Regions from separate parts of the Homo sapiens genome. Here region 2 is linked to region 1. A link is a loop called in an ENCODE intact Hi-C map of the cell type or tissue named here. Cell type or tissue: natural killer cell. All regions are shown on one strand.

The links. Peaks named below come from ENCODE experiments on the same cell type or tissue, not always from the same donor. Only the 100,000 strongest peaks of a DNase experiment are listed, where the experiment ranks them.
Region 2: it touches region 1 in a loop (2.7-fold over the local background); 5 of 110 quality-filtered maps call a loop at or near these places.

Annotation. Positions count from the first base shown.
Region 1 is chr1:198,553,261-198,561,260 of GRCh38, reverse strand. No RefSeq gene overlaps it. Among named protein-coding and RNA genes, the nearest start is that of ATP6V1G3, 17 kb to the right of the region's middle. In natural killer cell, no CTCF peak of the experiment used is centred here; DNase peaks (open chromatin) are centred at 2,650 and 4,110; H3K27ac peaks cover 5,471 bases.
Region 2 is chr1:198,635,782-198,643,781 of GRCh38, reverse strand. PTPRC (protein tyrosine phosphatase receptor type C) reads right to left here and starts at 4,742. Exons shown (of 33, transcript NM_002838.5): 1 at 4,645-4,742; 2 at 4,441-4,556. The coding sequence starts at 4,513. In natural killer cell, no CTCF peak of the experiment used is centred here; DNase peaks (open chromatin) are centred at 2,111, 4,731, 5,215 and 7,151; H3K4me3 peaks cover 5,618 bases; H3K27ac peaks cover 7,323 bases.

The DNA of each region.
Region 1 (8,000 bases):
ACTGATTCAGAAATAGTCATTGTGCCTTTGACTAGGATAAAAACATTATCAAAATAAAGAAACAAAATTGCTTTAAATGATTCTAATTTCTTTCAAAGCCCCCCAACACACAGAATAAAAAGGTAATCTCTTCCCTCCAATATCTTCCAACAACAAGAAAGTCAGTCACAGTCTGAATTCAATAGAAATATATGAACATAATAAGCTAAAATAGTAGTAAAAGCCTAATGTTAAATGACAATTTATAAATTGATATTTTCAATTATCATGAGCCATACTACAATAATCATTAGTAAGTCTACTTATTCCAACAAATTCAATAATTTAATTTCAAGTGAGATGGATATTATTCTCTAATGTAATTCTTGCAAGTTAACACAAACAAGTAATTTTTTTCCAAAAGAACTTGTATAAAAAGGCACACCACACACTTGGAGCTTGTATCTATGTTCACTCCCTGTTTGTGTTAAATTGACAGGTTCACTTAAAAACAATTAACACTATAATTCTTATACAGACAAAATAGCTAGCATGTTACATTTTTCATCTGGACATGTTGTTGTCTTATAGACACAGCCAGGAATTCTTGGCAAAAATTCAGGGCTCCTAGGTATACCATAGGTCAGTATTATATAGACTATGTAATTCTGGATTCAATCACAAATGGGCCATTAAAAGCTAACTTTATAAAATAAATAATTAAATAAATAAATAAGACCACCAAATCTGTTGGCTGAGTTTTGCCAGTGCATCTAGAACTGAACCTCACTGGCCCATTATAATCAGGACTGTAAATTGCCTGTTATTAAATTGCTTTTCCTGTGGTAAGAGAAGATACATTGAAGTCAAGCAGGTAACAGCATTGGATCATGATTCATTTTGCAGACTTTATGGAGCCAAATTGCGTGTTGCCAATCAATATGGAGCCACACAGTTGTTTTTAAATGTCTTGCCACAGGAATTGGCTTGCAGCCACCATCGTAGGAGGGTGGTGTAAGGAAGCTGATACTGGAGGAAGGGAGTAAATGCTGTTTCCTCTCTGGAGTCTGTGTATTTGTATATTTTGCTATACAATCAGTATTTTGAAAGACACCTATAAATTTAGAGCCCCTCAGGTCAGAATGCTTAGAATATGGCTTTATTCTAGAGGACAATTCTGATTTAAAAATCCTTGCTTGAACTCCTGAATCTCCCTATGTGTGTATCACAAGCTAAAAAGAGGTAGAGTCCCAGATTGGGATTTCTTAGATTTCAAACATTTGGTTTATGGATTTAAATTTTTATTGTATTCTATAATTTTGGAATTCTCTACACCTTGGCAATTTTGCAGTGTGTGCAATGTCACCAGCAGAGAGAGATCCGTGTTTTAAATATCAAAATCCAAGAAAACAAAAAATAGTTAAGCTAAAATGACTATTACAAGGAACTCAATTATATATTCCATTTCTGAATTGTATCTTTAGAGCTTTCTTTCCTGCTTCATGTATTTTATGTCCTCACAAGAATACAGTATTCTTGCTATTTTATAATTTTTTATAAATAAATCCAAATAGGTTATTTATATATTTTGGTGATAGAAGAAAGCATTAATCAAAAAGGCTATTATAAGTAGCAATAGGAAGTAGAGCACTTATTGCATTTGGAGATAATTTTATAAAGCAGAAAGCCAGATTTTTGAGAATTCTATCCACTATAAATAATCTGTCATAAATCATTGAAGATTTTCTGTTCCATTCTACTTTGTGAAATGAAAATCTCTTGGTAGTCCAATCAAAATATGCATTGGTATTTCTCATATTGCATTTTTTATCCCTCTATTATGACTCAGAACTCTGTAAGGTTGAGCAGGTGTATCTAGGAATCAAGTAACATGAAACTTTGTCTTCCCTAGTTATGTTTTTTTCATTCCAGATATATAAGCTTTTATTAATTTTTTTCTCTCTTGGGGACATTATATCTTCCAAATATTTGCAATAAATTTTATAGTTATCCACATGAGGTTCATTAGTTGTTCAGATGAGGGAAGAGTGAAGTCTGGCTATATATCTAGGAGAGTCAAGAAGAGTTTCTTTACATCTATGTTGTAAAATGTCTCAAAAACATGTCCAGATATCATACATCTCTGATAACCCTTTGAGCCAGGATATTGATCAACAATTTTGCATTGGAAGTATATGCCATTTAACTGAGTTGGTGTTTCTCATTATACTCACTGACATACAAATAGCAACATTATCAAGTCCTGCCTTTAATCCACAATGGGGAAAGACTGTGTGGTAAAGCATGTTATTTCCCAGATTGGGTTTATACAGATGTCTGGAGACATTTAACGTATGCAAGAAGTTCTGGGAAGTCATGGGATGAATAGGAGGCATCCTTTGGAGTGGCATCTTTTCTTGAAGGAGGAAAAGAGTCAAAAAATTTAATTTAATTTGTAAGTTATAAAACAGATAATATTGCAGCAAACATGTAACAGGATAATAGTACACTAATTTGTACCAAGTTAAAGATAATAGTGAGATAAATGAATTTTGGACACTTAATATAAATGTCATGCTTCAGCAGAATGTATTCAGCTACAGCAATACATAGCATCCAGGCTAGACAGTTTTTTCTGTTTTTAGGACTACTTTGATACAGAAGTATGAGACGTGTGGTAGAGTGAAAGTAACACCAAGCTTGATCTTTCCCCCTTGCTAGTGTTGTGAACTTGAAGTCCTGTTAAAAATGTGTGTGTGTATATATATATACACACACATATATATACACGCATATATACACACATATATATGCACATATATACACATATATATGCACATATATATACACACTTATATATACACACATATACACAAATATATACACACATATATATACACACATATATACACATATATATACACACATATATATATACACACACATATATAATATCCAAAATACTGTCATCAAATCAATATCGCGGGTTTTTTGAAAGAATCAAATATGATAATGTGGCTGAAATTCCTTTGCCACCTGAAGAAGAAGAAAAAAGTGGATTTTTTCCATTTATTATTTTATTTAGCAGACATTTATTGAGCACTGACTCTGTGACAAGACTTCACTAAGTATGACTCTTCTCTTCAAGGAGTCTACGTGCTGAAATAAAGGAGACTGCAGTGATTCGATCACTTCAATAGAGTGCACTGAGGCCACTGATAGGTGTTTGTGCTGAGTTGAGTGATAACATTTGAGGAAAAACCTGAATGTAGAGGAATAAGCCTCAGAAGACAGCTCAAGAAAGAGAAGTCTGGGCAGAGGGAACACTAAGAGGCCTGGAGGTAGAAGCACACTTCATTTCTTATGGGGACATTATGTTTGAGGAATAGCATTTTGAGGAGTCAGCACAGTTGCATGGTTTTCTCCAGCAATGTGGTTAACATGGAAAAGAAAGGTAGTTAGATTTTATGAAGGTTGAGGTTTATCAGGGTGATTACAAAAAGGGCTTTGAATGTATAAAGCAAAGAAGGGATTTTTATGGAAGAATCATGGACTCTAAAGAAAGACATGGAGGAAGTCACTGGGACAGAACATGGGTTGAAGGCAATGGACAGGGAGTAACATGAAGGTGGAGAATTGCCCGAGTGAGACACTAAAGTACAAAGAATATTTGAGGGTTTGGCACAGAAAGAAAACAGAGATAAAAGTCCAGGGAAAAGAACACGATATAAAGCAATAGGTGGAGTAATAGCCCAGTTTTGTAAATCTCAGTAATACTTGGAAGGATACACAACAAAATGTTAATAGTCGTTATTGCAGGATGACAGAATTATGAGCCAGTTTTATTTTATTTTCCCTGTCTTCTATATTTTCCAAATTTTCTTCATTCAATATATATTGCTTTTGTAATTGAGAGAAAATTAAAAACAGATGTGGTATCCCAGAAATACGAGAGTAAAACCAAACAGGTAATTAAAGACAATCATTCCCAGACCTGAAGAAATGGAGAGCGATATTCAGCACCACGGAAGCATCACAAACTGATTCCAAGATAGACCAAACTGCCACATCTACTGCACTTCCTTCATGTCTGCACCCTCCCCCCAGCCTCCCTTCCCTCTCCCGGAAACACACAACAAAACTCACACATACAGTGAGAAACTCACACACTAGCACACACACATTCTCACTTCTGCACTTCCTTTTTCTTAAGCTGACAGGAAGCCCTAAATACCATTAACATAGGCAACCACACCCCTTGCATCTCTGAACATTTCTGCATGACTCTGGACAGTTTTGACTGTGCCCTTTGTTTTCACATGGTCGGCTTTGGAACAGGTAAATGTATTGGGAAGGCCAATTTAAGCCAGAAAAAGTTCCTCTTGAATAATTCCAGTTTCCCTCTCCTGCCTCCATCTTCCCATCCCATCTTCACTTCCAATAAAACACATTAATAAACATAAGTTTATTTTCCATCCAGCTCTGGGGGTGTGATTTGACAAAGGGACAACTGATGATCCCCTAACCAAATTTTAGTAATGTTTCTCTGAGTAATTTACCAATGCCACTATCCAAGCTATTGGGGTTCTCTCCCAAAGACCATTGTCTTGAATCCACAGGCATTTTTGCTTATACTCCTCTAGCAATTTCTGCTATCTACAATTCCAGTTCCTTGTCCACCACAGCACAGCACATGAGATTGGCTAATTTTAAAACATCTAATTTAAATTCAGGAACAGGTACAACCAGTGTATAGATTGCTCAATCTTTTTATGAACTATTTTTTAAATCGTTTTTTTCCTTCTACTAATCCTAGCTCTTTGAGTCTTACTCCATTTTGGATGGTTTATCCTGCCTCATCCAAAGACAAAGATTTTTTCTTTAGTTATGTTGGTCCTTGGAAAGGCAAATTTGTTTTGTTTAAGCTGCAGATCTCCAATTTCAGTTTCATTTTAGCTTCAATTGGATGAGTTTCCCTAGATTTGGTACTCAAGGTTCTCTGACTTAACTTTGAATTTGCTTTCCTAAATCATTTAGCTTCAATTCTGTGGTTCCCTGCATCATTTAATCTGTAAAATGTAGTCCACATACAAAACATACTCATGATCTTGAAGGAAACTAAGATAGTGTATACAGGGAGATATATATATCTATTTTATATATATAGTATATACATATATAACATGTATACATATATAATATATAACATATATTATATATGTATACACACATTGTATATATAAAACATGTGTTATTTATACATTATATATAAAACATCATATATATGCTTGGAATATATATATCTATATCTTGGAATATCTATATCTTGGAATATATATATATTGGAATATATATATATATCTTGGCATATATATATATATCTTGGAATATATATATATCTTGGAATATATGTGTGTGTGTATATATATATATATATATATATGCTGAGAAGGTGTTAGCAGGGAAAGGAATGAACCTAACTCTGGGTCAGACAGACCTGCAATCAAATTCCTTCAGTGTCACTTTTTAAAAGGCTGTATGACCTTCAGAAAATTACCTAACTTATTTGAATGTTAATTCTTTAACCAAAAAAATGGAATTATAATCGCCTAATACAGTTGTTTTGAAGTGCTAAGGAAACAGTGAGCACATAGTTCCCAGAACAGTGACTGGCAGTGACACGTGGTCATTTACTTCTTTCCCTCTGTGCCTTCCATTTGGGAGTGACTATCTTTTCATCTGTCAGATGTCAGCCATAATATTAGCACATCTGCAGCCTAAGTTCAAATGAACAAACCTGTCTCTCAAATTGTTTAGAGAGAAATATGTACTCACTGCCTAATAATTCCGATGATTTTCTATGCATGGTCTAGCATTCCAATTGCACTAGCATTTATTAGGCCTAACTTGGGGGGCGGATTCAGATATCCAACTGGTCTTACAATCAACCAGATTTTCTTGAATAAGAAAGAAATTCCGGCTGGGGGCAGTGGCTCACACCTGTAATCCCAGCACTTTGGGAGGACGAGGTGAGCGGATCACCTGAGGTCAGGAGTTCGAGACCAGCCTGGCCAACAAGGTGAAACCCTGTCTCTAGTAAAAATACAAAAATTAACTAGGCATGGTGGTGGGCAGCTGTAATCCCAGCAACTTGGGAGGCTGAGGCAGGAGAATTGCTTGAACCCGGGAGGTGGAGGTTGCAGTGAGCCAAGATCACACTACTGCACTTGAGCCTGGGTAACAACAGCGAAACTTCCTCAAGAAAAAAAGAAGGAAGGAAGGAAGGAAGGAAGGAAGGAAGGAAGGAAGGAAGGAAGGGAGGGAGGGAGGGAAGGAGGAAAGGAAGGAGGAAAGAAAAGAGGAAAGAAAGGAGGAAGGGAGGGAGGAAAGAAAGAAGCTTCTTCAGGTTCCTTTCAATCAAAGAACAGTCAAGACTCAGGATATCTCTCACCCTAGAGCTGAATCTCATAAAAGAAAGAAAGAGAGAAAGGAAGAGAACAGAACAGAAGAGAATCCCCAGGAGGAAAGGGGAAAAAATCCCTTTTGTTGATGTTCAACCTCTGGCAATCTCGAATCCTGTATTACACATCGAATGAAATCATTAATCCATAGAGACACAAAGCTCCCTAGCAAATAATATTATTTCTGCTATTCAACTTAGACTTCATTAGTCTTTCAAAGTTACCAAACTTAAACTTTCTAATTGAGCTAGAAAATCAGAATCTGCCTTTGATCACATTTTTTAATGCAACCTCTCTCTTTTCTGCCTGTGACCATTTCTTCTTACAGCTCTTCTTTCCTTGAAATTGAGAAAGAAAAATCTCTGCAAGAAGAAAATATTCAGAGATAGCCCTCCAGATAGACTCATATGAATAAGAAATCCAGGAAAGATATGAAAAGAAATAAAGAATAGGACCATCTTGCCTTTAGGCCTGCTACTTTTTCTAACATGTTAGTTTAGAGGACTTGTTGGGTTTTTTTAGGTTCTTAGCTTTTTAACTTGGGCTTATTGAATTTTCCAGATTGAGTGATGAAGGTTATCATGTGTTTCAGTTTGCTTCCTTGTCCCTGCTGGGATCACAGTTGAAAAAAAAATTAAAAAGAAATTAAGGTCCATTCTGGTAACAGACCCAGAATTTACAAAGGAACTAAGGGTTGTGAAAGCAAAACCACTGATACATATACCACAGTCAAGAAGTCTGTTTTCATTTAGCAAATAAATATTTAGCTTCCTTTAATAAATCTAAATTCTAAGAAAAATGGCAGATTGTAGAAATGGCAAAGTTAAATTTTTATAAGAATTTCCTTGCTGAAACCAAAGCTAGGAATTTCTGGTAGAATAGTGTAGAAGCTTTTTGGAATCAGGAAGGCTTTTCAACAGTGGAAGCTCAGGGTTCACAGGGAGACTTCTAAAGCATGAACTCACATTCTCAAGTCAGGCTCAAGACCACACTGTTTTCATTAATCCCTCAGATTTCAGATAAATGGACAGAGTCACCTGCAGTCCCGACACTTTACATTAGATAGGTGTTTACTGGTCCCTAACAGCAGCCCCAGAAATTGGCCTCCTGGTAATTGGAGACAGAAGAATAAGGGCAGGTAGTTTTATCTGAAGACTCTTTATGTTACAATTATGATAAGGACCTCATTCTCTGTTACATTCTTAACACTTAGAACAGTGCCTGTTGTGTTGTAATAAATACCTGTTGAAAGAATGAATAAATGTGGTGCTTACATTGTGATAGACACTTAACTACTTTTTGTATATCACTGCATTTAAATTAAAAGTTTACAATCACTCTGTAGTTTAGATATCACACTACCCAGTTTACAGATAAGAAGATGAGCCCCGGAAAGGCTGCACAATTTGCCCATGCAAGAAATAGAATTGTTTGATTCTAAAACTCTTATAGTTATGCACTTTCATTCCACCTCATCCTCAGTCTCAAAATCAAGGGCTATTAAGGAACTGTTTGATAATGGCTCCAACGGTCATGAAATTAAACTGTCCTATGTTTATT
Region 2 (8,000 bases), 83 kb before region 1:
CCGCTACATTTGTATTTCCCTCCCATTCCTTGCTTTTTCTCCTATGGGTATGTGTATCTGAAAAATAAAATTGACCCTCCAAATTACATTACCTAGAATGTCCAAAGAGCAGATCAAAGAAAATTTAGGAAAAACATTCTCAAACTATGAACTTTTAGGAAGTCAGGAGGCTCTTTCCAGACGAGAGGTGAGATAAGGAGAGTAAGAAAGGGAGCAAAGAAAAAACAAACAAACAAACAAACAAAAACAAAAAGGCAAGACTGTAAACATCTAGATCCAAAATCAACTTAATTTAATCTGGACAAAATAGTCCTGCTGTCTTCATCCTCCCACTTCGCCTCTGGTTAATTTTTTTATCTCATATTCTCCCTCTTTTTGACTTCCCTCTTTGAAAATTTTCCTTTCCTTTGTCACTACAATATGCAGTTTTATTTTTTTAATCTATGATTTATTCAGTGTCTGGTGAAAAATTAGGTATGGGAACTATGAGTTTATGCCTTTTGTGTCTCCTATACCTGATTTCATGTAGGTTACAATGTCAAGAAATCCACTAATTCACATGTCATCATCATCATCAATCATCATCACAAAAAAGAGCAGATTGAAATGACTTGAAAAATGCCAAGAAAAGGTGATAAAAAGTGTGCAATTCAATGGAAATATTTTGTGGCAAAAGTGACATAAGAGAACATAATAGAAGAAGTAGGATTTGCCCAGAACCTTAAACACCTTGAGAAAGTATAGAGGTGGGTGTTAAAACTACCTCCTGTTTGTTTTCTTTTAATCAATCATAGAAGAAAAAGAAAGAAAAAAGAAAGAAAGAAAGAAAGAAAGAAAGAAAGAAAGAAAGAAAGAAAGAAAGAAAGAAAGAAAGGAAGAAAGAAAGAAAAGAAAAAAGATCCCTTCCCAGCTCCAGGCCTAGCCCCCAGATCATTAGTGGAACCAGTTTCTCTGGCAAAAAAGATTAGAATTTATACCAAAGGCAATGAGAAGAAATCAGTAACCCTTCACTTTTTATTTTACTTTTTAAGCTGTAGATTACATTAAAAAAAGGATGAGACTTCAGACTGATTAAAAAAACTATTACAATTTTACAGGTGAGAAATAATAAAGCCATGAATTAAGATGATGGCAATGGAGGTGTCAAAGCAAGAAGTTATTAGAGATTATTACAAAGCAAAATTTCAGGACTTGGGGAGCATGTTAATGTCTGGATTTAGGAAAGGTAGTAAGTTCCGTGTTTCTGAGGGATGAGTCTAGAGATGGAGAATCAGAGTGATCAACACATAGTAGGCAATGATACGTAACCAAATGGAGAAAAGAGAACACAGGCGAAGGTCTGAAGTTCATGGGAACGCCAAATAGACAAACATGGAGAACTGATAGATAGATAGATAGATAGATAGATAGACAGATAGATAGATTGACTAGTATATATAACCCACAAATATATAACTAGTTTATGTGTGAGTATCTACATAAAGAAATATATGTTCAAGTATATGAACAATGTAGAAACATCTATATTTCTATACTGGTTAATTGTCACTGGTGAGAGGATAGCAAATAGTCCAGAACAAAGAAAGAACTAAGTTCAAGCTAACTACTCTGCCCCTATACTTACTTACACAGAACAAAAGAGAAAAAGATAATATAGGCCCTAGCCGTAGTCTTTCCTGTAACAAAGTACATTTCAAACTTTAGCAATGATAAAGGTCACAGGCAGGTTTTTAGTAGGACATTTTTTTTCAAATTAATAAGTAATTCTAATCACATTCCCAAATCTCTAAATTATGGAGTATTTAGAACTTAATAGGACTGCTTACCAAATTCAATTAAATAATTTTCATTGAATGTCTGTGATGTGCAAGGCACAGTCCATGTTTATAACATGAGATATATATTTTTAATACAGATGGAAAAATGAAGAATTATGTCCAGGAAATGAGTCTTAACTGTTATGACTCATAACAAAACTCATCATATACCTCACATACCATAACTCATATACTCCTAACTGCCATGCTATAGTGTGGTAGATCTGCCTGGCATTACAACTTTATTAGAACCAGAGAACACTCACCTTCACCTGCCTTCTTAAAACCATCATTGTCCCCTAACATTATTTAGAAATTCTAAACAAAGTTTGGCTTCCAGTTGCCATGGCAAAGAGGCACAGAGCAAGAGGATTAGGAAGTCTTGAGTAAAACTGAACCCTGCCTGGTTGTTGCCGTGGCAAAGATTAACTTTGGCCTTGTCCGTGTGTGCATTTTAGATATTAAATAAAATATTTGAATTATGCATAGAGTTACCATTGATGGCTCTCTACATTTGGCTCTATTTCTTTATGCCTTTACAGCATACAATATAAATTTTGTTCCCCAAAAGTTTATTATTTCCTGTAGGCACTAAACTAATTTTAACACGTTAAAATGAAACATAGAATCCAACTCATTTGTTGCTAAAAAAGAAAAATAAATAATTTAAAGCATTAAGAATTTTCCAAATTATACATTAAATCACAAAATGTTTCTTGCAACTTGAAAGGATTATAAACAATATTTGCAGATACAAATGATTATATCTGTATATGTTTTTCCACAAATAAGCATATATCTCAGGGAGTCTACAAATGTCTTTTAGAAAAATGTTTGCTCTCAATATTTATGTGAGCAACTGAAGATAAAGTTGAGTTTTCAAAATAAATTTATGTATATCCATTTATTTGCTATGGTATAAATCATTCAGCAAAGTTGATATAAAGGTTTCTAGACCCCATCATATTATTTCAATTATAAATTCAAAGATGTGTCTTATGGTTAAAAAAACATCCTGTAATAGAATGAGTTGAATTTTTATTCACAAAGGAAATATTTCACACTCTGATTTAAGCATATAATAGGATATTTGGTCTATTCAGGAGGTTGGGAAGTTTGCCTGGAATAAAAAGCAATGGAGCTAGACCTGAAGAAAATAATAGAAGTTAAATGAATATGAAGAGAAGAAAAATATTCTGGCTTACAAAATGTCTCAGTATTTCTTTATGCTCATTTAAAAATGCTTTTCGACATTTCCTGAGTGGGAATTTTAAATGAAAATCTGTTCTGATTTGTGATAATATACATATATCACTTCATTGAGATTATTATTCTTTATAATTTACTTTTTATTATCATAAGCTTTAAAGGGATGGTAACTTGATAAACATTTTCTGTACTAAGACAAATGCTGCAAATATATAGATTTTTAAAAAATTCACCTTTGCAATAAAAAGCAAAACAGCCACAACAACAACAACAAAAATCTTATGTTGTTTTTCTTTCCTCTTTCTTTCCTCTCCAAATAGAAATTGTCAATGTAACATGCTCAAGAGGTAGCTACTTCCCTGACTTTCAGAGGAAAGAAGAACGGTAAAAGTCAAAAAAAGACTTCAAAGTGAATTGTAATAAGCAAGTTGTTTTAAAATACTTTTTATACTTTTTGGAATTTCTACAAAAATTTTATTTTCAATGTCCTTTTAGATACTACATCATAAAGAGAAATATTAAATATTAATTATTAGTTACATTCTATAATCTATTGAAATGTACTCATGATTCATATTGACGCCGCTCAAGAACTATCCATTGAATAGACCATAAATGTGCAAAGATTTCAAACTTTAATAGGCACTGGAAGTCCAACTAGTTGCATTTTCCTACTGAATACAGCATTTGCATGATTTTTAAGAGTTTAAATATTTCTATCTCATCAAGGCTGTAATATTTACCCACCACCCAGGAAGGGCGGTGGCTCCACAAGAATTTCTAAAGCAAAAATGTATTAAAACTATTAACAAGAAACTAAAAACTTGATTTAAAATACATTCTGTGATAAAAATTGCAGAAAGTTAATATTTTACTAAATATCTCAATATATTTTTGAACTATTATATACCCAAGTATTCAATAAAATATGTCAATTAAATTCAAAATTTGAGGAAGCAAACTTCAGGTCTGAAAAGAGGGAGTGGCTTACATACAACCAAAGCTGTTTTATGACTTTTTAAAAGATCAAATTTGTTAAAAGAATAAAAACTCACTTATTTTATCATTAAAAAATTCTCAGGCTTTTATAAATGTGTGTTATTGTCACTTTGGAAGTTAAGTAATAATGTTGCTTTTGTAATATCTTTGAACAGTTGTAAATAAAGATACAGATAGACATTGCTTTCCTTTTAAAATTGTATTTTTTGTCCCGAAACATTTATGTCTTTGTAAACAGAAACAATGTATTCTGTCACACAACTAGCTATGTCTCCCTGAGACAACAATCTTGATGGTTTACAGCAGGCTTCTCACTTCCAGTTACCAACACATTTAAATTATTTTTATGTCTATTTCAAACATTCCTCCAAAAGAGAAAAAATAATTTAAAAAATATTAATATCCTTGTACTTACCTGTCACAAATACTTCTGTGTCCAGAAAGGCAAAGCCAAATGCCAAGAGTTTAAGCCACAAATACATGGTCATATCTGGAAGTCAGCCGTGTCCCTAAGAAACAGCATGCGTCCTTCTGAAAAGCAAAATAATTGTTATCTCTGTAGAAGTTTTTCTCTGTAAAAACGAATCAAAAATGTAAAAGTAAATAAATAAATGCATACTCTCCACTGTTGTCTTATCAGACGAGGAACAATTTCCTCCTCTGTTACCCTAAGAACAAACCACTTGCTAGCTGCATGAACTGCTAGGTGATGATGTCAGATTCGGTTTTACTAACTTCTCCAAAAATACTGTAAGGGTCCTCTTTGCAGGAAGTCAAAAAAGTTGTTCTAAGTCAGTAGAATGGCATTGCACTTCCTTAATTCAAGTAATTACACCAAGTTAGAAAGCCTTTTAAAAGATTTTCCCATCAAGGAAGATGTTTTTAAACCATCCAAATAATGCTCCTTTACAGTATCCATTACCATTTTTTTTAAATTAAATCCCCACAAAATAATCAATAATTTTCTTACTTAAGAGATGACAAACAGATTCAGCATAAGTATAACAAAATGGGTGTTGGCAAGATGACTTAGTAGAAAGTATCAATATTTGACTTACTGAGACGGCCAAATGAATGAAAAAACTACTAATCTGGTTATTTTTGGCAACCCAGTATCATTTACCATTAGGGCATTCAAAACTCAGCAATATGACAGTTTTAGCAGTAAAACCCATTTCTTATGCAAAAGCACTTTCAGACAGCTTAACAGTTTTGCCCCAAATCTTTCACAGATATCCTTGTGAAGCTAGGAGTGGAATCAGAATGTCATTTCTACTATAGTTACAGCAAACCCTGCTTCCAAAAACTAATGTTTCTGTGACTTAAGATGTTCTTGGCGCTACTGATGAGGGAAAGGACAGTGAAAACCAAGAGATACCTTTAACAAAAGTTAACTTGTTTCCTTTTTCTCAGCAATACTTTTTCAACTTTTTTAACAAATAAGACAATGAATTGTATTAACACAATGCTCTTCACCATTCTGATGTTCTTAGTTAAGTCCATCTATTAGGAAAATGCTTACTGGCAAAAAGTATAAATTCAACAATACAATTAGATGAATTGGTTTTATTAATACAATATCTATATGCCTTTAAAAATAAAAGTACACACATGTGCAACTCATTTATTTGAACAATAGATAATGCTTGGGGGACTTTTAGACAGACAGAGCCCTTGTGGTAATTCTGCAAACCCTAGTTTGGAAGCATTATTGTAGGGTTCTTATATTTAAGTAAATAAATCTTTTGATACTTACAAACTTTTTTGTTTTACTCTTACATTGGCTGCTAGGAACTACAGAGCCAAATTTCTATCACACTTTGTGCAAATGGAAATAACCCCACAGCTTAAACTCTAGGTAATAACCTTTTAATAAGATTGTAGTTAAGAATATTATTTTACTATGATTATTATTATATTTAACTTATGGAGCACTTACTATGTGCAGGAACTATGCTTTGCACTTTACATATATTGTATAATTTGTACGATACCCTTGAGCTAGATAATGTTATTATTCCCCATTTTATCTGTGATGTTCAGAGAGGTTAGTTGAGTTGCCTAAGATCTTGCAGCTAGGATGTAGACAAGCTATATTTAGAACCCAAGTCTCCAAGTTTAATTTTGCTTTCCTTACTCACCTTACTATTGCCCTTTATTTTTCTCATCCCTTTTACCAATCTTTTTGTACTATGTAAGTTTATAATACTCGAAAAGATAGACCTTTGAATCAGTGAAAATGAAATTATTCTCTTTTTGCAAATGTATTTTTAAATAAGATAACTGTGCAAGTAAGCACTAATTTTCATGTGGGTAGGCCTAATAAAACATCAGTGTCAGAACTCATGGATTTGAATACTCAGCTCCTCAGCCTATGTCTTAAAATACATTTGCAACAGAAAACTCTTTGGGGATTTGCTTTAAATATCTTTAAGCAAATACTTGTGTTCTGTGAGCTTGCTGTTATGGCAGAATATTTGGCAAAATTAGAGGCCAGGAGAAAAGTGTATATGATCTTTTAAAAGGAAGAAAAGTATATAAAATATACTCTATAACAATGTGAGTTTAGCAGCCTTAAACGGACATTTTAAAAGGGATTTGTGGCTTTAAAAAAATAGTAAGAAGTTAGGAGATTCAATTCCATTTCAGACAGGTGAGAAGACAGATTCTACCCAAGGAATCCAAGATAGATTAGCAACAAATGAGTTGCATTATATGTGTTAATCCAACACATATATAATGTTTTAACATATTCATTGTGTTAAAATTGAGTTTAGTGTCTATAGGAAATACTAGAATTTTAAGCAGCAAAATCTGTACTGTGTATTATAAAGGTGTAAAGACATACAGCTTGAAATACAGAGACATCAGCAGATGAATGTATATACAATTCTGATGGCTCAGAATGGAGACAGTGGCAACCCAGAGGTTTGTTAGCCTGAGGTCCAGGCTGTCAGGAGGGTAGGCAAGAGGGAAGGCCCTAGCAGCTTGTTAGGAGACAGAGCCAGGTTGTCCTTGATGGTATACTACACTAAGCCAGACATCCAGGAAGGACTCCGGGTAGCAGCTTGTCTTTCCACAGGGCATCTGGGGAAATTTCTACTGTATCACATACAGGCCTGGCATCCAAGCCTTCCGCTTGCATCAGCAGAAAACTCTCAAAGAAAACAGGAGGAGTATTTATGACATACTGATGTGATCCACTCTCACTGATTCCCAGAGGGAGGGTGGGCTGGTTGCTGATAAATGGGTATTTTGCAAAGAACAACTGAGTCTAGGAAATGGGCAGGAAGTAACACCAGATTTCATACATAGTAAATACAATGGCACTTGTTGAGTAGCTGAAAACAGTATGTATCCAAAGTCATCTCAAATTTTGATGAAGAAAATTTCAAAATAATCATAGTTAATCAACTTACAATAGATTTTTAAAAGCTTAAAAACTTAATATTTACTTAAATCAATAAAGTCATTTTCCAGATTTTTAAGGCTACCTACAGTAGAGGTTATATAAAGACAGAAACAGATTACAAGTTAACTACAGAGGCAGATGTTACTCATTTGTTCATGCATTCATTCACTCATTCATTCAACAAATACAGAGCAAGTTCCTAATGTAATCCAGTCATTTTACCTGACATGAGGAAAAAATGGTGAGCAAAAACAGGCATGCTTTCTTTCCTATCTACACTTTAGTGGAAGACACAATAATTAATTATCCAGTCATCATGACACTTTCATCACAAAGGCAATACTTCCACACTGTGATTTAAGCATATAATAGGATATTTGGTCTATTCTGGAGGTTGGGAAGTTTTCCTGGAATAAAAAGCAATGGAGCTAGACCTGAAGAAAATAAGTTAAATGAGTATGAGGAGAAGGAAAGTATTCTAGGCAGAAATAATAAATTTAAAGGAGGAGACTGTGTTCAAGGAACAGGAAGAGATGTGAGGCTGATGTAGAAAGAAGCAGAGC